3 separate regions of the Mus musculus genome follow, and regions 1 and 2 are each linked to region 3. Evidence: chromatin loops called from intact Hi-C (ENCODE). Cell type or tissue: left cerebral cortex. All regions are shown on one strand.

Evidence for each region. Peaks named below come from ENCODE experiments on the same cell type or tissue, not always from the same donor. Only the 100,000 strongest peaks of a DNase experiment are listed, where the experiment ranks them.
Region 1: it touches region 3 in a loop (2.1-fold over the local background); 3 of 42 quality-filtered maps call a loop at or near these places.
Region 2: it touches region 3 in a loop (2.4-fold over the local background); 2 of 42 quality-filtered maps call a loop at or near these places.

The regions. Positions count from the first base shown.
Region 1 is chr1:156,804,924-156,812,923 of GRCm38, reverse strand. It overlaps Ralgps2 (Ral GEF with PH domain and SH3 binding motif 2), which reads left to right. Exons shown (of 19, transcript NM_001159967.1): 18 at 1,388-1,479; 19 at 3,731-8,000. The coding sequence ends at 3,760. Among named protein-coding and RNA genes, the nearest start is that of Angptl1, 30 kb to the left of the region's middle. In left cerebral cortex, no CTCF peak of the experiment used is centred here; DNase peaks (open chromatin) are centred at 714, 3,586 and 4,222.
Region 2 is chr1:156,860,343-156,868,342 of GRCm38, reverse strand. The region is part of intron 8 of Ralgps2 (Ral GEF with PH domain and SH3 binding motif 2); the gene reads left to right. It overlaps Angptl1 (angiopoietin-like 1), which reads right to left. Exons shown (of 5, transcript NM_028333.2): 5 at 7,265-7,928. The coding sequence ends at 7,741. Among named protein-coding and RNA genes, the nearest start is that of Angptl1, 25 kb to the right of the region's middle. In left cerebral cortex, a CTCF peak has its summit at 6,489 (motif pointing left); a DNase peak (open chromatin) is centred at 3,881.
Region 3 is chr1:156,748,175-156,756,174 of GRCm38, reverse strand. Gm39683 (a long non-coding RNA gene) reads right to left here. Exons shown (of 3, transcript XR_865660.1): 2 at 6,534-6,652; 3 at 2,914-3,113. Among named protein-coding and RNA genes, the nearest start is that of Gm39683, 7.8 kb to the right of the region's middle. In left cerebral cortex, a CTCF peak has its summit at 3,624 (motif pointing left); DNase peaks (open chromatin) are centred at 1,303, 3,633 and 7,420; H3K4me3 peaks cover 537 bases.

The DNA.
Region 1 (8,000 bases), 57 kb before region 3:
TTCCTTCACAGCAGCTGCCAGCTGTTTCTGACAGCTACCACGTACAAGTCCATCTGGAGAATTCTTGCACATCTGTTCCAAATCGTCCACTTAGCAACTCTTACTGAAGTAGATCACCTTTAATTAACTTCACCACTGAATATTTACATCTCTTCAGGTGTGATTTTTGTATCAACAAATAGCTTTTCATGTATTATAATTTTAAATTAAAATTTTAATTTGTATAGTAGATGCAAGAAAAAAGTCGCACCAAATTGGCTGTAAATCAGCTTACAGAGTAAGAACACCTTACTCCCAGCTCTCTAAATTAAAGCCTCAGTCCCGTAGAATCTCATGGCTACTCATCATAAAATTGCACTTTTAAAATGGGATATTGAGTTTTATTAACAAACTCTTCGGTTTCCTTCCATCTTCTTAGCGAACTTCCTAGAACTATTTCGGAGTACCCAGGTTTTTATGGTTCGTACAAGCACCAGTATTTACTGTGTAGATTGTAGCCTTGACGAGTTGCAGTTGCAGACCTCTCTATTCCGATTAAGTAGCGATGCTTACCTGAGTTCAGCAAACAGAACAGGACTAAGGGGCTTTATGAGCATCCCATGAAGACAGGACAGCAGCCTCTGCAGGTGAGGAGGCTTCAGGAGCCTCTCGGAGGGCTCTGAGCACTGCTGGGTGCAGGCTCTGCATCCTAGGAGATGAGTGGCAAAAGAAGACAGCTGGGCTCAGCACGCTGCAGCTCACAGATCAGTGCTCGCCCCACCCCTTCCTCATTACTTTATGGAGCCGTGTAAAACACCCTCATCACGTACCCGTCTTGTCTCACATTGAATGAGATTAGACACAGGAGCTGCCAGGTTCACACAGGGTAACTTCCTAAAAGAGAAACACTTGCTGTCTTCCTGGGGCTGGAGATTTTAAACTCAGTGGTAGAGCACTTAGCAAGTCGGAAGCCCCCAGAGATCCCCCCAGAAGATATGAACATTTGTAATAACTTGGCATATGTCTTAACAATGTTGGTGTTATATAACTGGCTATTTGATGTAATTAGGAATGACTATTTAAGTGGTAGATGTATAGAATCATGAACAGGTGAAACCTCTGTACTGCTTTTAGAGGATGCATTGAGAAGCAGGGCTCGGGGCTGGCATGAGCAGAGTTGTAGACTCCCTACACAGAGAAGGAACCATAATCACGTTTACTGTATGCATGGTAGAAAGGTGACTTTCTAAATGTTAGGTCCTGTGAGCAGATGGCATAAAGAATTTCCATTGGGAAATTCTGAAACTGAGCTCTGTAGTCATATTTCATTCAGTCTTACATATCTGGCAGGAATATTGTGTTATAGTCTTTAAACTGATTATTTTTTACTTGCTTTTGGCAATTACAGGAAATTCATACAAGTTTCAAGCTGGCAGCAGGATGAATGCAATGCTGTGGTTTAAACACTTGAGCGCGGCCTGCCAGAGTAACAAGCAACAGGTGAACTCTCCTCCTCCTCCTCCTCCTCCTCCTCCTCCTCCTCCTCCTCCTCCTCCTCCTCCTCCTCCTCCTCCTCCTCCTCCTCCTCCTCCTCCTCCTCCTCTTCCTCCTCATCTTCCTCTTCCTCCTCCTCCTCCTCCTCCTCCTCCTCCTCCTCCTCCTCCTCCTCTTTCTCCTCCTCTTCTTCTTCCTCTTCATCTTCCTTCTCCCCCTCCTCCTCCTCATCTTCCTTTTCCTCCTCTTCCTCCCCTTCCTCTTCCTCCTTTTCTTCTTCCTCCTCTTCCTCTTCCTCCTTCTCTTCATCTTCAGAAACTGTATCTTCAAACTTTTATTCATGTGTTTAAGAGACAGATTGTTTTAGAAAGATATAAGTAGCTGAGCACACCTACTAAAGATATAAGGTGGTACACGCCTTTAATCCCAGCACTCAGGAGGCAGAGGCAGGTGGATTTCTGAGTTCAAGGACAGCCTGGGCTACACTGAGAAAAACCCTGTCTCAAAAAAAAGAAAAAAAAAGAAAGAAAGAAAGATATAAAGATATAAGTAAACAAAACTATGTAATATAAACTAGAGAGAGAAAGACAGGTAGGTAAATATGTGACTGAGCCTTCCCAGAGTGATACTGAAGTGAGTGGTTGGAAGGAACAAGCTGCATAAGAACAGGGTGAGTGGAGGGACAGTTTGGGGACAGCAAGTGTGCAGATAAAGCTAGAGGTTTTTAGAATGCCTGTGTCTGGAGTACAGGCAGATTATCTAGTAGAATTCTCCATGCAAAAGCTAGCATGTCAGGCTGGAGATTGCCCCATGGCTAAGAATGCTTGCTGCTCTTGTACGGACCAGAGTTCAAGTCCTATCACCCATATCTAGTGACCCAACTACCTATAACTTCAGCTCCAGAGGGTAACAGGTTTCAGAGAGAGTCTGCTGGCCTGTGAGAGCCACTGGGCCACTTTATGGGTGAGGAGGGGACCACTGACCTAGCAGCTCTGCCAGCACTTAGGATTCCTGTGCTAGTAGCTCCATGAAACTCAGTAGCCCTTAGGTAGAGAGTCCTGAGTTTTAGAGACTGGAATTGTGCCCCATGGGAAGACATTTGACCAGTGTGTTGAAGCCTCTGAGCTTCATCCCCAACACAGTAATTCTTTTAATTCAGACATATAAGAAATCAAACTAAGAACAACAATATGAACTAACCAGTACCCGGGAGCTCTTGTCTTTAGCTGCATATGTATCAAAAGATGGCCTAGTCGGCCATCACTGCAAGGAGAGGCCCATTGGACTTGCAAACTTTGTATGCCCCAGTACAGGGGAACACCAGGGCCAAAAAGGGGGAGTGGGTGGGTAGGGGATTAGGGGGGTGGGTATGGGTGACCTTTGGGATAGCATTGAAAATGTAAATGAGGAAAATATACCTAATTTAAAAAAAAAAAGAAATCAAACTAAATACAGTGTAATCTCAAAGTGCTAAACTGTTGCATATATTTTAAGTCAGAAAGTGTCAGATAATTTTCCTAATAGATTTGACTCTTTAGTATTTCTGAAGTTTTCATAGAAAAGTCCTTCATGATTGCTATAAAACAGTCAGTGTAGCTTTTTAAATTGATGGTAATTGTATGGAATTCTGTTCTACAAGGTTTGCCATATTTCTTTGATTCATTTATTTATTTTGGTAAACACCCATTAGGCCCCTGTAAGGCACAAAAACTGTGTCCTTCCTCCTGTCCAGGCACATCAACTTGGAAAAGCGTATTAACCGTGATTTTCTAGTGATGTGGCATGCTAGACTCACTGTTGTAAACCACACAAAGCAACTTGTAACAAATTCCCTGTGAAGGACATTTAAACCGAGTGGTGGCTCATGTTTAACTCCCAGCACTCACAAGCTCAAGGGTGGCCTGGGCTAAAAGCTGAGTCTGTCTCAAGAGAGATGTGTAGGTCAGCGTGATGTGGGCTTGGCTAAATAACAAGACAAAATAAATGCTGAATTTGGTTTGTTAAATTTTATATAAATTGTTAAACACATTATTTAATAGGAAACTATATTTTATGTGTTACATAATAATACAATTTATGTGTTAAATTTCAAGTTACACAATCCCCCCTCACCGCAGAGTGGATTTGAGGGATGATTCACTTTAGGACATTGTGACAGAGGTATTCAGTGACAGAGATGTATCCAGGGACTTAGTAGAAACAGCTAAGCAGTCGGCTGGAGTGGTAGCCATCAGTGTGGGCTGCTTGTATTTTTCAGGTTCCTACAAACTTGATGACTTTTGAGTAAACGCCTGAGACAGAAGAGGAGTGCTATTGTTCCCGTGTGGAACCGGGACCTGCCGAGAGCCCCAGCCGCACCATCCCGTGCCAGGAAGAGCCCCCAGGCTCCAGCCCAGCCTCCGGAGCTCAGAACCAAAAGCACTAATTTCAGGGAATGAAGTGAGATGTTCCCAGAGAAAAACGATGGAGTTGCAAAGCAAACTGCCATGAACTTCGCTTCTTCTCTCCGAACTGACCTGTGGAAGCCACTGCCTTAACAGAGTGCGAGGAGAGCCGACACCAAATAGTGTGTGTGCGTCTTCTGGCGGTGCTGTGCTTGGAATAAATTGTAGCTAATTTGCATTTCTTTTAACTTTGTACTAATTTTGGAGGGGAAACCATCTTTTTTAGATACACTTTAAAATGGAAAAACATTTCTTATGGATTCCATCAGGAGCTGTTTTAGGTGCAGTGAGAAATACCCTGCAGGTTCTGCTCAGCCTCTGCCAGTGGCTGCCTCACGTTCCCACAGCAAGACCTGGGAGGGACCTGCTGTGGAAGCTGTGGGTGCAGGCTGGGATAGATAGGGAGGGCATGCCTCGCTTTGGATGAGGGATCCATTTAAACACTACCGTTTGGAATTGAGGGCTAGAAGGAGAACATGATTTCCTGCAGGAGGGACAAAGGCTGAGTGTTCACGTGCCAGCAGGCTCCAGAACACACCAGGGTTAAAGTTTAACTTTCTGTATGAATTCATTGTTGGGCCCAAATCCGCATAGGAGCACGGTGATCCCGCGCTCGGGTTTCTGTAGCCTTTTCACAAGTCAGGTGGGTTATCCAGCCACGGGTGTCCCAGGGAAGACCCTGGTGTTTCTTGTGCTGTTGCCCCTTGCAGTGTTTAATGTGCAGTATGCCAGACTTATTTTTTATTGAATTTGTTTTTGTTCAGTATGAGGTTCAAAAGCATACTTGTTTAAAAGGTTCTTCATGTATATGTATGTATTTTATTGTAAGACAAAGCAATTTTAAGAAGAATAAAGGCAAAGTTTGCAGTTCTAGGAATTGAAAATATAAAACCTTTTCTTGTATGACTTCACAAAATGTACCAGAACATTGTATTCAGAAAGTTACTGTCGGTCCCCAGTGTGAAAACCATGTTTGTTAGTAACTGACCAAGCATTGGAGAGAGCTCTCCTAGGCAATAACACATTTAATTTTTAAAACGAATGTTGGACTTGACATAGCTTAGAATTTTAACCAAAAATAACGCTTGACTGTTGAGGGTCCCCACTTTTACAGTGGCTCCGTGTGCAAAGGCCTTGACTGACAGACACCTCCTAGCAAACTGCTCTTTGGGTCTCATGTAAAATGTCTCACATTGTGTCCTTCAAGAATTGTATACTTTATCAGAAGTATTTTATCACCAAGCCCATTGAGCTTAACTAGAAAATACTGTCTATACAGTAATTACAGTAATTAGCTAAAAAAAAGAAATTAGTCCAAGAGAAAATGAAGAGCCTTTTCTGAGTGTTTCTAATTTGAATAATTCAAAGACGTCATGTGACAGAAATACCTTATTTGAGACTTCCTAGACAAGCAGGGAAAGGCACATATTGCCGTGAGAGAATGATTTTTCAGATAACGGTCTAAGCTAACCCGTGTTGTGTTGAGTATACGCAGACAGATCCGCAGTGGCCAGCGGGGCTACAGCGCAGGCTTTCCCCGTGTGTCTTACTTTTGTCTTGCCTCTTTTTTTTTTTTTTTTTTAAAGCAATTCCTTAGTTTGTTTTGCTCCAGAATAATGTTTTAAATAGTATGCATACTGTTTTTGAGATACTGTGAATGAGAGCCCCGTGGCTGTTGTAGTACTACTCTGTCATGAATATGCTAAAGCCGTTACAATGTAGGTGAATCAGGTCTGGGGAGATGGGCAGCTCGCACAGGCCAGCCTCACAGTTTTGCCAAAGAGAAAGGGCTGAGATGGGCGTTGTATTTGGTACACCCAGCTCTGGACACTTACGGGTGTGTAGAGGAAGAACCGGATTCAGATTTGATCAGCCAGGCCCTATTAGCACCATGGCTCCTGGCTGAAAGTAAAACTATTTTTCTACCTTGAGATTGCTCTAAAGATCAGTCATTGCTTTTTAGGATGATTTTAGAAACCGTGAGAGATGCATTAGAGTAGGTGAGTTGTTTTTTATCTGTAATTCACCAAATGGTATCAGATTATAATTGAAGCAAAGAAAACATTGCCAAACTATATTAAATATTTGAGTATTTTACTTACTGGAGAATGAATCCTGTTATGCTTACCCTCAGGTGTAAATTAGTTCTCACCAGCTCATTTCCCACAGACAGTAAAGCTCATTTGTTTCTCTCATAGCCAAGGAGAACTCTTTCAGAAACTCGATTAAAATTTAAACTTTACAAGCAGACCGACTGGGATATTGTATGTTCTGGTATGATAGTGTGTAGTAGTAGCCATCTCTCATCTAACAACTGATTCAAACAGAGAGGCTTATTTTTCAGCAGTCTGTTTTTAAAGTGTACCTGTAACAATGACTGCATAATGCCCCAAGCACCGTTTTGGGCTCCATGTGCTTGCTTTTCAGAATATTTCAATATGCTGGCTAAGCTGTAAGGATCAGGAGAGTTGATGGAATGCAGCCTTCTGTTTGGTTTCGTTCAGTGTGTATTTGTGTAAACAGTTCAGAAAGGATCTGCCTTGGGATTGTGTTTTTCCCTCTTTGTAGGCCTATGTTCCCGTAGCAGTTATTTTTCTGTGTCAACAGGACCACCCACTATTGTGCCACCTTCTTACAGGCTCTTGATCCTGACGTTGAGTCAGTCACAGTGTTCATAACTGCAGAGTTTGCAGAGTTTGATTTATTAGAAGCCCAACAAGAACATTGTTATCCCGGAGGAATGAGCCATGCTTAGCCCCTCCATGGTTGGAGCAAAGATGGACACAGCCTCGTCAGTCTCTGGCTGCATTTCCTCTCCAATGACCTCAGCAGAAAGTCTTCTCCTGAGATTAAATCTGTAAATTACATACATCTAAAACTGAGGCAGTCTATTGATTGGAAATCAGTACTAATAGATTTAACTCATTGGCCTTTTAAGAGAACATACCCTTCCTGTTTATTGAGGCACATTCCTTTCTACCTGGATTTTAAGCCATCATGCAAAACCTCCTGCAAACAAGAGTTACTGGTATTGCTTACTGGAAGATTGGCTTTAGTCAGAAGAAATCCTCTGCCCGCAATGCTTTTGAAAGACTTGGATCCTTTTGAAATGGATGCTGAGCTGCACTGTGCGGGGCAACAGCAGTGAGGACCACTGCTGCTTGTGGGGTGACAGCTAGCGGTGGTTGGGGTGTGGCTGACAAGCCTCCTTTTAGGGCTTGCATTCATTTTCTTTTATATTATTTCTTAGAAACGTAGTGCCATCCTGGTTTTATAGCTGGGGGTTTATTGCTTCTTCAAGCCTCTGAGGTACAAGAATTGCTATTAAATAGTATTGATGATAAATTGCCTATGAACCACTTCAAAATGACTTAAGTACCTTTTGGATTTGCTTCTCAAAAATGGCTTGTGTCTAAATTTCAGTTTGAGAATCTTCTGAAGAGATGTGTACACACCAGCTCTTCAGCCCAGTGAAAGCAATTTCTTTTTCCCTATCTCCAGCCATAGTGTGGGGAAATTGGGTCAGTGTCTCAGCGATCTGAAGGTCAGTGTTAGGGCATTGAGGATGACTGGGATCACCTGCCCACCTAACCCCATGACTTGAGGGCCGTGCTTGTCCCTCTCTCCACCCACTAAATCTGGCAGTCGTAAAGGAGACTACAGACATTTGGATGCTTGCAGGCCTCTCATCTTAGATCTTAGTTCTTTTTCAGATAAGCCTCCCCCACCCTGTTGCTCTCACGTCCAGGTAGGTGAGAAATAGAGCCACTCAAGTCAGCCTCTTAATGTTGGCTTTGAAGAACCTCCATCGAGCTGAGTATACATATTTTGTGTTGTTTTGAGCTTAGGTTTAATGATGAGGCCTGTTGGGGAAATCCGAAAGGAGTAAGATGCACACAGAAGCAGTTGTTGAGATGTCACTAAAGTCCTGTGATGGCAGTGTGTTGAGCCAGAAATGGAACTTATTTCAGTTTCCTACTTGAGACAGAAGGAACAAGCAGTCCCTTCTCCTGCTTGTTACTGCTGACTTGAACAATCTTTATTAGTAGTAGGAATGGAGCGGCACTAATAATAAATCAGAGG
Region 2 (8,000 bases), 110 kb before region 3:
GGGATGTCCTAGGATCTCTGGTGTGGGTCTGCATTTCGCCTTGTCGCCAGGTTGTCATGGAGCCTCTCAGGGAGGCGAAATACAGAGGTGCTAGGCTGTGTTTCTTCAGGCTCACGGGGCACACAGATATGCTGCACAGGGGACGTGAAACAAAGCCTAAGTTAGGGCCCCAGCCTGTGTTTCTCTGGGTGAGAAATGGTACAGGCTGGAACTGAGGCTGGGGGTTCTCAAACTCCTGGGCACCCAGATGCCTAAGATGAGCCTGGGGTGAAGGGTATGGGGGTGATCCAGCTTAGTTCTGGGTAAAGCACCAGGAGTGAGAGGGGCCTTCTGCAGGAGACTTAGGCGTGGCTCTATGATGACGGCTTCCCTTGATAGAGGAGACAGTCCTTGCTTGTCCAAATTGTTTATTCATGGTGGAAAAGAATGCATACAATGTACTCAGGGTGGACCAGAGATTAAGTACCTTTTGTTGGAGGGGATGCCCAGGAAGGTAAATTTATTGGCTAAACTCTGGATACCCATCTTTATACCTTATTAGCATAGAGCACTCTAGGCTCTGTGCTACATGGCCAGTTGTCATGTTAAAGGGGTGTCGTGGTTACATGCTCCAGGACAGGAGACAGGTCTGGAACAGATTCAAATGCCCACCATTCTCAATTATGAGAATTGCTGGGGTTCCTTAATCAGCTCAACCTTATCAGTCTTTTCTGTCTGGTGACATGGTTCCATGAGCCCCACACCCTATTGAAGGCATAAGTAACCCAAAGCACCGTGTAGTTAATGATTACTGCATTGGGTTTTTTGGTTTTTGGTTTTTTTCAATCATAGCTTAGCTCCACCCATATTTAGGAATGTAATTTGAGGGAAAGAAAGAACAAAGGAGCTTTTAAAACCTTGTCTTGATGATCCGTAGGAGCATTAATAACCCTTTGTTACATGGGATCATTAGACTGAGAATTGGTGATTGTTGGTTCTAAGAAGGCTCTTCTATGCTTAATCCTTTATGTTTAGATTTCAGTCTCATTTCTTTTGGTGATGCCTTTAGTCCACCTACTTCAAAATTGAGAGCTAAGGGCCCTAGAGTGGAAACTGACTTACAGTCCTAAGAACTCATTTATGATATCCACAGTCTAATGGTATTCTCTAGCATGCTCCCAGTTATACCTGCTAAACTCACTAACTCAGAAACTTTCTGATTCTGTGATTGCCTTCTCACTGAATTGCTTTTCTGTATTAGATGCCTTAATTAGTTATCTTGTAGGGAAATTGTATTTAGGAGTGAGAAGAATGACAAATTAATCCCTGTGCTGTGCTTTCCAGGTCAGGGATCTTTGCTCTGTATGGTTTCTTAGTGGAAACATGGTGCAGAAGTTGAAGCTGTGTATGTGAGCATATATGTTTGTGTGTGCATAAAGTTGTGTATATTCATGAACCTCTGTGTATACAAAGGAAAGAAGGGAAGTTGCTGAGCAGAATGTGGAAAGGTTTTCTGTTGGAGACGGCCCCTTGTCTCCCTGTCTTGGGGCCTGAAACACTGCCATTCCTTTGAGTTAAAGCAGACAAGGCAAAACTCTGACATGAAGGTGTTGATTTGTAGAAAATACCAGAACCATTTTCTTTCCTGTATGCTCTCACATGACCCCGGGTTTCCTTTCTTCTTATATGTGCTTGTGTCTTGAAGTCTTACTTTTCTGTCGCATGCTTTTGACTTTACCTGAGGAGAAGGTCCTGTTGTTGCTCTCTTGCTCAGCATGCCGCTATCCCTCCTCAACCACATGACAGCATCCTGTAGGTTTTCTTCTGTATACTTCTCAGACTTCATCTTATTTTGCAATTAAGACGCTAGTTATTTTTGCTCTTGGAAATTCCTAAGCCTCTGGGCTTTGTTTCATTGACCTCCCCCACCCCAAATATGTAGTCATATAAAGATACCTGTCTAATTATTTTGCACTATACTCTTGAGTACAGTAGAGTGATCTTAGGATTTGCCATATATCATTTAATAACTTCGCTCTAGGTTGGGCCTGTATGTCTATCTACTTAATTTTAGAAACTAAATTGTCAACCTGAGATACTTACGTTGGCTCCTAGTTGAACATGTGCTTACGTGAATGCTTCCCCTTCCTGCAGAGCGATCCCAGTCTCATCTTCTATTTTAGTTCCCACGAATGTCATCTGTACACCATTTCTAAGCTGCTACCCATTACTTTGTTCTGTGAAGAACACCCATTCAAGAGTGAGAAGATACGGACCAGTTGACATAAACACTTGAAACTTGTCACATGACAAGTTATGACTTAAGTTTACTTTCCAGCTTGAGAAATGTTCTTCTCTTATAGGGCAACTTTGTTCAGTTTAATTTGTCAAGGCATACATACTTTTGTTTTGTTTTGTTTTTAAGTTTAGTTGTGTGTGCGTGTGCGTGTGTGGACGCTCTCCTAGATGCACGTTGTGCATGACAGGTTGTCAGATCCCTTGGAGCTCACTTTCCAGATGCCCAGCTTGTCACAGATGCTGGCATCCAAATTCCTACCCTCAGGATTTCACAGCCAGCGTTCTTAACCCCTGAGCCACCTCTCCAGCCCTTAGACTTGGTTCTTTTAAGAAAATATTGACGTAAACCTCATATGACTTATTTTACATTGTAGACAAATGGTTCGTTTTCCTCATTTGAGGTCTGTAGTAATGACGTGTGTTGAAGAAAGAAGATTTGCTGCTGATTTATATTCTATGCTGGTGTTTCATATTTAATTTCATTTTAAATTAATTAGGTCTTGATTTAACATTCCTTGGTTTTAGAATCCTACTCATGGGAAAATATACTTAGAACAGCTTCCAAAATGACTCTTAAGATTCTGTACATTTGATGGGGCAGAATCGACTGAAGATGTCTGGAAGCAAATACTCACTTCACTGTTCTTTTCATACTCAGTTTTCAATGCTTCCGTTCTCCCTTTTGTCTGTAGAAGTTCTTAGAGAAAAGATGTCATCAACCAAAAGGATCTTTAGTGCATAGAGACAGGGTAATCGGTGAACAGCTGCTTCCTAACAGAGGTGTTCTAATCCTCTAGTGTTTCAGGGTGGTGTTGAGGCTGTCGGTGGTCAGCAAGCTTAGTCCTGCCACACAGTCCTGAACCCATATCAAGGTGGAAAGAGAACCGTGCCCTCACTTCTACAGGAACACATGACACACCAGGCACACACGTGCTAATAATGCATTTTTAAGACTAAAAAACATTAAAAGTTAGTAATCAAAACTGATCATTCATTGTAAAGATTTTTCTAAAGGAGTGTTAGGGATTTATATAGTAATGAGATTCTTCCATATTGCCAAAAGTAAATCAACGTGTACTACATTTCAGGAAGTAGAAATTACTTTCCTGGCACCCTACTCCTCCTCCCTTAAAAATGGCCTCTTCTGTTGGTTTGCATTCAAGGCAAAAAAAGTGGAAAAGTGGTCAGTTGGACAATATAGTCAAGAAATCTCAAAACAAGGGTGCAGTTTGTGTAGAGAGGAATAGTTTGGCAAGTGTCAAGGAAAAATTGGTTTTATATGAAAGTTGTTGCTTTAAATCTGAAAACCATTAGCAGCATTCATTTGTCCTTGTCACTGGAGAGCAATCTTAAGGGGTTTGTTGAGGGATTTGGCATGGAAATTCCACTTCGCTGTGGAGAGAGAACTAGAACATTGCTCAAAAATAATTTAATTTTGTGAAACATGGTAAATACTTTTTCATGTGTATTTTCTAAACCTCGTTTCTACTTAATTCATGCCACAGAAAAATGCAGTAGTGTAACCAAATTAGAATATGTTCTGAGGAAGGCATATTTCTAGCACTGAAAGTGAGTGAGTTGTCACACGCTTAGGGAAGCAGAGCACAGAAGCTTTGGTAGCTCTCCAGCTGTGTGGTAGACAGCAAGTCAGTTGTTTTGATGTATGGAGATACAGTTCTCTCAGCCTTAAAGAGACAGCTCTTTCCAAGTCTCCCTTTCAATTACAGCGGAACTATCACATTTTCACTGAGGACTCTGTTGGAAGGATTGCCCTTTTGTGGTCTTTGCCCTGCAGGGTTGCTGTCCATCCACTCCCTTCTCTGTAATACCTTGTTCTGTCCAACCCACGCTGCAAGGCCTTCATTGTCTTTGGCTTGTTTTGTTGTTGTTGGGCTGGTTGTTTGGTTTGGATGGGAGGTTTTAGCATGTAAATAAAAGGAAATATTTAATAGATACTTGCCAATTCAAAGGATCCCTTTCTGGCCTGTTCATTTGTTCTATTGTCATACAGAACTGTGTTCATGTGGCATGTTTGCAGTTCTTTAGGTGCCCGTGGGTTGGGGGGGAGAAGTAGGAGAAGTAGAGGGGGAGGGCGCATGCCTCAGCTGGCAGCTGTACTTGCTCAGCACTGTATTTAGGGCTGCTGCTGGACACATAGCTGGGAATGCAGCAGCCCTATTCCAGGGTACATGCTACTGAACATGGCCTTAGGAACAAGGAATCTGGCAGTAACTACACCTCCTGAGTGGCTGTTTCTTATGTTAGAGGAGATCGGTATTGTTTCTCACAGTGGGTTTTTAATCCATCATCAAAGTTAACAAAAATTTTAAGGCATACCTAAATTTAAAAGAACCCTCAGACTATCTGGTTTTGTTTTGTGTTTTTCAGTTGTTGATCCCAGAATATAGTTTTTCAGTGTAGTGTTGGTGTTAGAAAAGTCTGCTATCCTATATGCAGTTCTTAAGGCTATAATTCTCAGTAATTTCTGTTCAGATATTTCAACAAGGTCCTGCTTCTTGCAGTTACTTTTGTTGTTTTGGGCTTCTGGGTGTGTTTGTGTGCTAGCAGGCCTTGAGTTCAGGATCTTCCCATCTGTTCATGCTATCTGTGTCCTATTTCCTGTCCCCTGTCCCCAAGCTGAGATTACAGGTTACACAACATAACTGATTTTCTCCCCTCCTTGTGTTGGAGATGGAACCCAGGTCTTCAAACATGCTAGACAGTCTACCACCAAGCAGCCCACACTGCCAGTCCCGTCCTATAGTTCTTTCTGTAAGGAACTAAAGAAATACTTGCCCTTTTCCTTTGATAAAATGTTATATACAAAAGTCACCGACAGTGATATCAAGATCTCTAATGGTGAGAAACATGTAGGTATCTATATTTTAAGAATTTTACTGCACTTTCATTTCTTTGGTTTAGTAAGTAATATATGCTCTGGATTAATTTTACTTATTTAAATGTTTATATTTACTCATTGATATTGAGAGTGTATACAGAAGTCAGTGGACAACTTGCTGGATAAGTTCTCTCCTTGTGCTGTGTGGAGAATAAACTCAGGGCATCAGGCTTGGCACCTGCTGTCCTTAGCCGCTGAGTCATCTTGCTGGCCTTTGATTATATATCATGTTCTAAGCCAGCAGTAGAGCACATTCCATCATTTTCTTGTGGATTCTGAGATTGAACTCTTAGCCAGTGGCACCTGGCTGTAGGTTTCTCCTTAGGCAGAACTGCAGTCTCCACCCCTCCACCCCCCCCCCCATCCCTTTGACCCTCACTCCTGTCAAGTACGTTCAAAGTCCCACTGATGTCCTTTCTGTTGTGAGGGTGGCTACTTTCAAAGACTTGTGACAGATGTCAGTTGGGGATGGAGTTAATTAATATTCTTGTGCTTATGGTTTTTTAAAAGAGGTTATTAAGCCAGTCTCTACTTCCCCTACTCTACCTCTCTGCCTTTCTACAATAAATGTCTAAAAACAAAAAAACAAAAACAAAAACAAAAAAACAAACAAACAGAAACAGATACTTAGAAGTGACTGCTAGCCACAAACAGAATTGCAGTTGTTGACCCTTTAGTAACGTGTTTTAATAACAACTAGGCATTCAACCATATGTGCCTGATATAATTATTGTTGTCAGTTCTTCTTTAGCTTTGGTTTGGTTTTTTTTCTGAGAGACAAGGTTTCTCTGGGTAGCCCTGGCTGTCCTAGAACTCGCTGTCATAATCACTGACAAGGAAAGCTCATGGGTCACTGTAAGCTCATGCAAACTTGGATAGTGTTCATCCAGGGCGGTGGAGGGGGTGCAGTCGTTAATAGTACAGATGGTACTTCAGCCACGTTTCTGCGAGCTCAAGAGCGAACCTGCACCAGCTGTGCAGTAGAGTAGAATCCATCCACAAGGTAGGGCAATTTGAAAGCTCATTTGTTTTCTATCTTGTGTGTTTACTTTTACCTTGTTCTGGTTTTAGTTCTGGGATGGTTCTGTAAGATTTGCCTCTGATGTCAGGTGTGACATGCTGGTTGGTGGCAAAGACAAATGCCACTGCCACTCAGTCATGGGTTTTACCAGGGGTTTTCACTGCCTCTGTGATGCATGGGAACTTGGATTGCCTATGGCTGTCCATGTTAAACTGTCCCCATGTGGACAGGGTGTCTGTGTGGCTGTCCGTGTTAAACTGCCCCCGTGTGGACAGGGTGTCTGTGTGGCTGTCCGTGTTAAACTGCCCCCGTGTGGACAGGGTGCTCCTTTAGTTCTGCTGCATTTTCACTTTACCTTACCATCTGTCTCACATCTTTATGATTTTAGCTTGATGGATGATTAGCTGTAACAAGTGAATAATTACTGGGAGGAAGTGGTTCTAGGAGGCCCTGATAATGGAGATGATTGGGAAGATGAGTTAGACAAAGTAGGACAAAGGTCAGTCACACACACTGTAAAATGAGTTAGCAGTTTGAACCTGCCAGGGCCTATGGAGTTTGCTTTAAGGCTGTTGTATCCTCACTGTTAGGAAAATGTCTTTAACTGATTGTTGAAATTCTTTTAGATGTAAGTATAAAGCTATCCAATCTTTTTCACAAGTCACAGACAGATTTTTTTTTTCCTTTGCCATTGCTATAAATCAAACCCAGGCCTTCACACATGCCAGGCATGCACAGTACCACTGAGCTACACTGCTAGCTCGTAGTTAGGTGGGTGTTTTTGAGGTAAAGTTCAATGACTGGGATAGGGGGATAATGAATACATTTAGAATCATAATTCAAATATATTAAAAAGTTGGTATACTGGCGATTTTGTTTTGTGATATCAGTACCCTGTTGCTTTTGTCATTACATAACGTGTATCAGGAGATTTTGATATTAGCATATCATGACTGTCAAGAAATTAACTTGTTTATGTAATGAGGGTGTTAGTTGTGCATTTTTAAAGTGATACATTTTGTACTTTGTGTCCTAAATTATTAGAGGAAAATCATTACAAGCATAAATTCAATTTAAAATTTTATTTTAAAGTTGTACTTACTGGAAAAACATTTCCTAGTGGCAAAACTAGAGTTTTTTTCCTCTAGTTTCCTGTCTGTATTTTCATAAATAAAATGCACTAATTGGCTGAACTCTTGAAATAATTTTTTTCAGTGAAAGTTAGAGCAGACTTATATTTTTTAAATAAATCATGAAGTATCTTGAACATGTATTTGGATTTGATTCAAAATAAAGCTAAGATTTGTTTTACATTGTGGCCAATATTTACATTTACCAATATTCAGTCAATATAATTTTTAAAATAACAAGGATTTGCATAATCTTCCTTGAAGGAGAATGGAACTGTTTTCACAGATACATTTTTATAGTAGTAAAATGTATTTTAAAAACTGTACCTGTAAAAATAAGTTGTGCAGAGTAACGTGTAATGTTTAGATTTGGGGAACTGGAAGTGAAGTTCTGTGTCATTTACTTGGAGGTGTCAGTCAATAGGCTTGATCATCATCTGTACTGCCCTCAAGGAGTAGGACCCGCCTCTGTATTCAGCCCAGAAAATGCCATCTTGGTGCTTGCTTCTGTAATGACCACCTCTGTACCATACTCCGTTGAGGTTAGAGTGTGCACAGGCGTTGTACCACCAGCCTCCTTTATGGAAGTGGGCGCAGTTTCCTGCAGGAGAAATAGAGACAGTGAAGTAAGAGTCCTTCTGTGCCATGACACTTGCAGACTGCCACACGTATG
Region 3 (8,000 bases):
CAAGTGTGGCTGCAGGAGCAGGAAGCTGAGCACTCACATCCTCACTACAAACTTAGAGAGGCTTTAACTTCAAAGCCCTCCCCGACTGCCGCACTGGCTAAAGCTCCCCAAACAGCACCACCAACTGGAGATGCAATGTTCAGAGGAGCACCAAACCTGGCTTGGTGGCCCACTGGGGACGTGGAGATGGAGATCACAGACGCCAGCCTTTCCCCCACAGCTGCATTTCTATTTCTCCCCTCGGTGTACAGAGGCTCCATACAGCCTTGCAACGCCCATCACGGTCTCCTTTCCTTTTTCATTGCTATAGACATTCGTGTAGGTATGGGGCTGTATTTTTCCGCTGGTTTTACCCTGGTTAGATGCTTGTTGACCATTTGTATATCCTCTCTGGAGCCATGTCTATTCAAGACCCAGATTTCAAATACCCAAATCCTCATGGCCTCACTGAACCCATAGGATTCCCATGGGTCTCTAAATGAAGAAGCTGAGGCAAAGCTGTCCCAGCTTCAGTGATGGGGATCAGTCTGCCTGATCCCCAAGTTCATACCCTCCTCCCAAACTTTCAAGTGCACAGGTGCTAACTCCAAAAAAATACCCATGGTGTGGGTACAATAATCTGGCTCCCAAGATGGGAATAAGGAAGAGGTTCCACCTGCATTTGGAGTGACAGACAGATGTACGAGACAATGAAGACCATGCTCTGAACCAGAATGGCCCATTGAGTGACCCTTTTTAGCTAGGCCTGTGTGTACCTCAGTAAAGGACCTATTTGGTGTGTTCAGCAGGTTCCCAGAATAGAGGTCATTCGGGTTTTATGCTCTGTGCTCCCTTGTACGCTAGGAATTCTTCCAACTTGGCCAAACACTGCTCCAGCTGCAGTTTCTAGGACAAACTCAGACAGACCCTGCCTCACCCAGGGTCACACAGATAGACCTGGGAGTCCATGGCCCGAGTAGCCAAACAGCTGCAAGAAACCCAGAGGTGAGGCAATTTTTCTATTAGACTGTCAGTTTCGTCAGAGACTTCTTCCAGAAAATGGCCCAAGGCTCAGTGCGTGCACGTGCACGCACACACACACACACACACACACAAATATGTCCTCGGACACCATTACAGGCTCACCTAGACTCTAAGAGGTGCAAAGAGAGGCTGGGAAGGAGTGGGAGCCAGGGGAAATAGTGCTGATTGTCTGAGGCTGGAGGAGAAATAAGGCACAGAGCTGCCCTCGGGCCTTGGCAGGCAGCCCTCACCTCTGGAAACGAAGCTCAAGTATTCCTTCTTCTCTTCTCCCGGGGCTTCCTGTTTCCTATTTGGTCTCTGGTTTCCAGGCAACAGTGAATACCCCCCAAACTCCTGACATACACGGGTCCTTCTCTCTGAAGCTTGCATCTCTAACGAGTTTCCCATCTGCCAGGTCTCCCAGGGCAGCCCATCCATTCTGCTGTCTCCGAAGGACAAAAGCAATCGAAGAAGCCTTGTGGTTTAGGGCTGTGCATGGTTCTCCTTTTGTAGGTTCCTCCAGTTTAATGACTATTCCTGCAAAGTCACTTTGGTCAGCTTGGGGGCCAGGAGTGGAGAGTTAGGGTTTCTGTTCTGATTTGGAAAAAGCACTGAATCTGGAAGGCGCTCCCAGCTCAGAAGCAAGGTGGAGGCTCACCCTACCGCCAAGCTGCTGGCTGGCAGCTTCTCTCCTAGAAGTGGGGAGAGAGATAGTTTTCTGGTTGTTTCTGGTAGATTTCAGGTGAGTCTGACACTGTCTTAGATGCCTGTGAACTCAGTGGGCCAGGGGGGCAGAGGGTAGTACAATATAAAACTGAAGGGAAGCAGAGATGTTGAACAACTGGCATTGATTTTTATAGTGTTATACAGTTATGCATAATTTCATAGTTTCCGAAGTTAAGAATTACTTAAAAGCATAAAATACAAACAACAGTGCAGCGAGTACTTTCCCTCAGAGACTCTGACTCTGAGGGCAACCTCCTGTATTTCCTTACCCATTCTTAAAACTTTAACTACACATTTTAAAAGGCTATTAATCTTGATCTAATTTTCATTTTAGACACTCTTTATTGACTGTCACCAGAAAAGGCGAAGATTCATCTCTTTTACATATATACTTTTCTGATCCCCAGACACATGCTCACATGTGTATACACACATACACACACACACACTTCCACTGGCCCACTTAACAATCAGCTGTTCGACAGTAGAGAGTGGAGAACGGTTTCAAACCACAGTTGGTGCCAATCTAATGTTTTGTAGCACAAAAGAGCAACAGAGTCTGACATGATTAGTTATGCATTTTAACAGACTACAACGTGTGTGTGTGTGTGTGTGTGTGTGTGAGAGAGAGAGAGAGAGAGAGAGAGAGAGAGAGAGAGAGAGAGAGAGAGAGAAGTGTGCAGTACATCTGTGGGTGTCGGCCTGTAGAGGCCAGAGGTCAATACCAGAAGTCTTCCTCAGTTAACCCCCACCTTATTTGACACAGGATCTCACTCAGAACCAGAGGTTGCTATTTCAGTTAGCCTGGCTATACAGCAAGTCCTAGGAATCCTCCTGTCTCCACCACTGGCTCTGGCAATGGGATTATAGGCGTACACTCTCCTGTCTGACTTGATTTTTCAAGTGCATGCTTAGGACGCCAGCCCAAGTCCCTGCACTTGGACAAGGCCATTATGGACTGAACCAGCTCCCAAACCAAAAATTAAAACATTTTAAAGTTAAAAATAGAAAAAAATTAAATATTCAGCATACACTGTATTAAAATAAGCCATGCCAAAATGCATATAATTACTACATATCAATCAAAAAGTAATGCCAAAAAATAATAACCAATATTTAGTACTTTTATTGTTTCTGGGCAAATACTACTCCATGTTAAATCCAGACTCATTTCCTTTCTTTAGAGTCCCCACCTCTACCCCATACCCGCCTTAGAGACTGCCTTTGTGGGACTAGAGAAATGACTCAGCGGTTAGATCGCGGTTATGATCGCTTGATGCTCTTCAAGAGGAACAGAGTTCAGGTCCCAGCACCTGTGGCAGGCAGCTCATAACTTCTTACAACTTCAGATCCAGGGGATCTGACCTCTCAGGACACCCCCAAACCTAGGGCAGAAGAGAGACACGGCCACATACGTATATGAAAAGTACAAATGAAGCTCAATTTAAAAGAATACCTGCTGTTGTTGTTTTGCTTTATTCTCCGTGTAGTTTATCATTCATCTCTCCCCATGCCACCTCCCCCCCCCCATGATGACTCAAACCACAGCGGGATGCTTTAATTTTTTTCTCCAAACATCGCTCTCTTCAGAGGATGATTTATTTTCTTTAATTGCTTCCATAAGACACCATTCAAAGCAACCGAAGGCATTGTGGAGAAATGAGACCCACAGCCAGGTATTAGCATCAAGAATACAGAAAGCTGGAGTTACAGTAGTTATGAGCTGCCTGGCAAGGGTTAAGTGGGGCTGCAGGACCAGGAAGCTGAGAGCTTACATACTTAGCTATAAACATAAGCAGAGAGGGCAAACTGAAACTTTGCAAGGCTTTAAGCTCAAAGCCCTCCTCCACCGATCCCAGCCCCACCGCTGCACCGGCTAAAGCTCCCCAAACAGCGCCACCAACTGGAGACGAGATGTTCAAATGCAGGACCGTGGAGCTAGCTCATTTCTTATTCAAACCACCGTAGCAAGCTCTCATCTCCTTGCTATGGAACCCGCTATGCTTCCTTTCAGTTCCTTTTTGATCCTAATTCTCTCTGCCTCGGCCTACACTTCATTTTGGTGGAGTTACTGTTTAGTACGGTCCTGTGCAAAAAGGCGAAGGGATCGATCACTCTGAAGGCACTGTTCCTCGTGCCCTGGTTTGTGTGCCGCCTTTGTCCTCATCCCTGCGCTTTGTATGTGACTTCTCCTTACCCAGCTCATCTCTGCGTTCTCGATGCTCTGACAACTCAAGATTAAGTACCTGGCTGTGGGCCTCATTTCTCCGCCATGCCTTTGGACCAGTGATTTATGAACGTGGCACTGAAATGCTTTCTAGTATGCTTAATTGATTATGTGCGCTCATTCTCTGGTCTTTCCCACTGAAACGCCTGCAGGATGACCTTTGACCTTTCTTTTTTTCCATTACTTTGATTTTTGTTTGTTTGTTTTTTGTTTTACTCCTAGGAGATTTCCACAATTGGTATTTACAGTCCCCAGTGGGATAAAACTGTTAGTAGTTTCCAAGACTGGCTTCTTATGCAGTTGTATCCATTTCTTTAAATGGCACCTTTCCCCTTTAAAAACACAAAACAAAACGAAATGCTGTGCCTTAAGCTGGACATGGTAACTCAAAAACAGATGGATATCTGTAAGTTAGAGACCAGCCCTAATCTACATAGTCAGACTCTCCCAAAACACCAAAAGAACAATAGAAAAAAACTAAAAAATTTTAAAAAGAAAGAAAAGAAAAGAAGGGAAAACTGGACTGTGATCTTTCTGGGCATCACTGTAATTATTTTAATGGTTCAGGGGTTTCTTTTGCTTGTTTTGGTTTGGGTTGGGTTGGGGTTTTTGGTGTCTTACATTCCCTTTGTTACCCAGAAAGTCCCTTTCTCTGTTTATTTTTGTTAGTTTTGGTGTCTTTCACACTGAAAGTTGTGTAGTTTGGCTTTAAAAATACAAAAATACAAAAGCTGGGGCAGGAGTGAGGGGACACTTACAACAAAATATAAAAACCTGTCTTCAGAAAAAAATTAAAGTATACAAGCTCCCTTTAAGGAGACAAAAGGTAAATTCATTGTTATAAAATGAAAATTTTCAACTAAAGATTATATTTTGCTGTACATTGTACTTTCTAGATGACATTTAAGATGCTCCACATACCCCAGAAATAATAAAGAAATTAGCTGGCATTAAACCTTGTTTTCACTATAAACATCGCATCACAGTTTTTCTGTTTTTGAATTGGTTACCATTTGTGAAACTGACATCTGTTTACTGAGAGAAGAGCCTGTTGCTGCTCTCGGAGTTTAGCTGGGTCGCTAGGATCCCTGACAATCAGATAATAACCACGGCCACCCAGAGTCAGTGGATCCCAAGTTCCTTGTCTCAAACCCAAGGAGAAGCAGGAACCACAGTTGAGCAGTAGGCATAGTGGACACAGATTTATTAAGGAAAAGTTGGTTTCAAGGTGACACAAACCTAGAGTCACCCAGGAAGAGGGAGGGACTCTCAACTGAAGGATTGCCGCCATCGGATTGACTTGTGGGAAATTTTTTTTTATTGAATATTTTCTTTATTTACATTTCAAATGTTTTTCCCTTTCCAGGTCTCCCCTTTGGAAACCCCCTATCCCATTCCCCCTCCCCCTGCCTCTATGAGAGTGCTTCCCACCTACCCACTCCTGTCCTCCCACCCTGGCATTCCCCTACACCGTGGCATCGAACACCCTCAGGCCCCAAGGGCCTCTCCTTGTGAGGAATTTTCTTAATTGCTATTTGATGTAAGAGGGCTCAGCCTAATGTGCCGAATCCATCCCTAAGCAGCCAGGTCTGGGCTGAATAAGAACACAGGCTGAGCAAGCCATAGGGCTAAGCCAGTAGCAGGTTCTTCCACGGCCTCTGCTTCAGTCCCTGCCTGAGTTTCCACCGTTGCCTCCCTTGAAAATGAACTGCAGCTTGTAAGTCACATAAACCCTTTCTCCCCCAAGCCCCACCCCGAGGTTGCTTTAGGTCAATGCTTTATCATAGCAGAAGAAAAACAAACCATTACAGACAGGAGCCTAGCATGGCTGCCCTATGAGAGGCCCAACAAGCAGCTGAAAGAGTCAGATGCAGATACTAGCACCCAACCAATGGACAGAGGCTGGGGACCTCAGTGGTTGAATTAGGGAAAGGCTGGAAGAAGCTGAGGAGGAGGGCAGTCACATAGGAAGACCAGCAGTCTCAACTAACCCGGACCTCCCCCACCCCACCCCCCCACCACCCCCCCGAGATCTCTCAGACACTGAGCCACCAACCAGGCAGCATACACCAGCTGATATGAGGCCCCAGACACATATACAGCAGAGGACTGCCGGGTCTGGACTCAGTCAGGGAAGATGCACCTAACTCTTGAAAGACTTGAGGTTGAGGGCCCAGGGAGTGGGGAGGTCTGGTGGGATGGGGTGGGGTGGGGTAGGGACATCCTCTTGGAGATGGGGGGGCATAGGAGGAGGAGAGCGGGAGAGGAATGGAATGAGGAACAGTCAGAGGGTGGACTGGGAGGGGGATAATGACTGGATGTAAAAAGAATTAAAGAATAATAATTATTATTATTATAATTAATTAATTAATTAACAACAACAACAACAACAAAAAAAACAACCCAGAATCCCAAGAGTGAAAATGAGAGGGGCTCCACAGATGGAAACCCCATGTTGCCCTGCCATGGGCTTTTATGGGTCTTGTGGCAGGAACTGGGAACTGAAGTCATCTTAATTAGAGCTGGCCATTTTTGAGTACACAGTGAACAGAACCAGTAAGGAGTGCATATGTCTTACCCATGCTCTCTTGACCCAATCAGAGTTACTTCATCCATGAGAGGGGACATATGTGCCATAAGACGAATTTATGATCCACATGGACCTTGCCTTTACTGTCCAACTGGGAGAGGGTATGCCTGAAAAACAGGCACATATATATGATATATATGAGACATCATACATATACATAAAATATAATATATTGCATTTCCCTGTGCACTGTACTTTCATATATGTGTGTGTGTGTGTGTGTGTGTGTGTGTGTGTGTGTGTGTGTGTATGGCTGTAAATATATCTATGGCTGGGGAGATGACTCAGCAGTTTAAAGTACTTGTTGCTCTTGCAGAGGACCCAGATTCAATTCCTAGCACCCAAATGGCAGCTCACAACCATCTATAACTCCAGACCTGGTGGATCTGACATCCTCTCATGGGTTCATTGGGCACCAGGCATATACATGGCACTCAAAAACATGCAGACAAAACACACATATAGATAAGATAATTTTAAACATATTTAAAAACCTAATAGACAGTATAACATTCACTGTAAGCCCAAAGCTATAAATAATATTAAATAAAAAATAATGATTTTTTTCCATAGGAATATGGAATTTAGAACCCAGTACATACTTACATGAATTCTACTTGCTCATGTATGTTGCAGCAGTGTGGTGACTGTTTTAAACTTGAAAAAAATTAGTAAAGTTTGGTTTTCTCGTTTGTTATGTTTTCCTCACGCTCTGGAGGCCCCAGGCTATCTAGGGTGTTGAGTGGGGCTTCTGTAAGCAGGGGACAGGGCATGGGGCCTACTGGGCTCTTATCCAGCATGAGCAGGCCTGATGCCTGCTTATTTTGTTGCCTGAATCTAATTTCAGTAGCAATAGGCCTTTTTTTCTCCGGTTGGCCAGTTTTCCACAGAGAAATCCTACAGAGAATAGCTCTCTTGGATGGTAACAGCCAAGATGAGAGGGAACCAGCGCCACGAAGCTGCCTTTGCTTAGCACAAGTTGTGGCAGGTGCATGCCTGCTCTGGGCGCAGGCGAGCAAGACCGGGCAACCCCTGCAGCTCCCCTGTCCATCATGGAGCACGAGGATGTACCGCGACTGAACCGCCAGATGTTCATGGTGGCCTCCGGCTCCAGAGATGCTTTGCAGTGTGTTGTTCTGCACCCTCGACTGCACCAGGACGAATGTCCTGTCTCTTCCACGGGAATGAGAAGAGGTGGCCCCTGTCCTCCTGGCCACCGCTTGCCCCTCTTCTCTGCTTGTCTTTACTGTCTGCTGAGGAAGCTGGCGCCCACCCCTTCAGTTTCCTCTCTCTCCACGCCATCTTCTTAGCAGCTGTTGATGTCTTCTGCTTGGTCCTTGGGAGTTCTTAAAATTTCTCAGATGGTGTTTGGGGAAGGAGGATACATGTTTAACATAGTCCGCTCAGCCCCAAGGTCTTGTTTCTCCTTTGTGAAGGCTAGCGTTGAGGCTGATG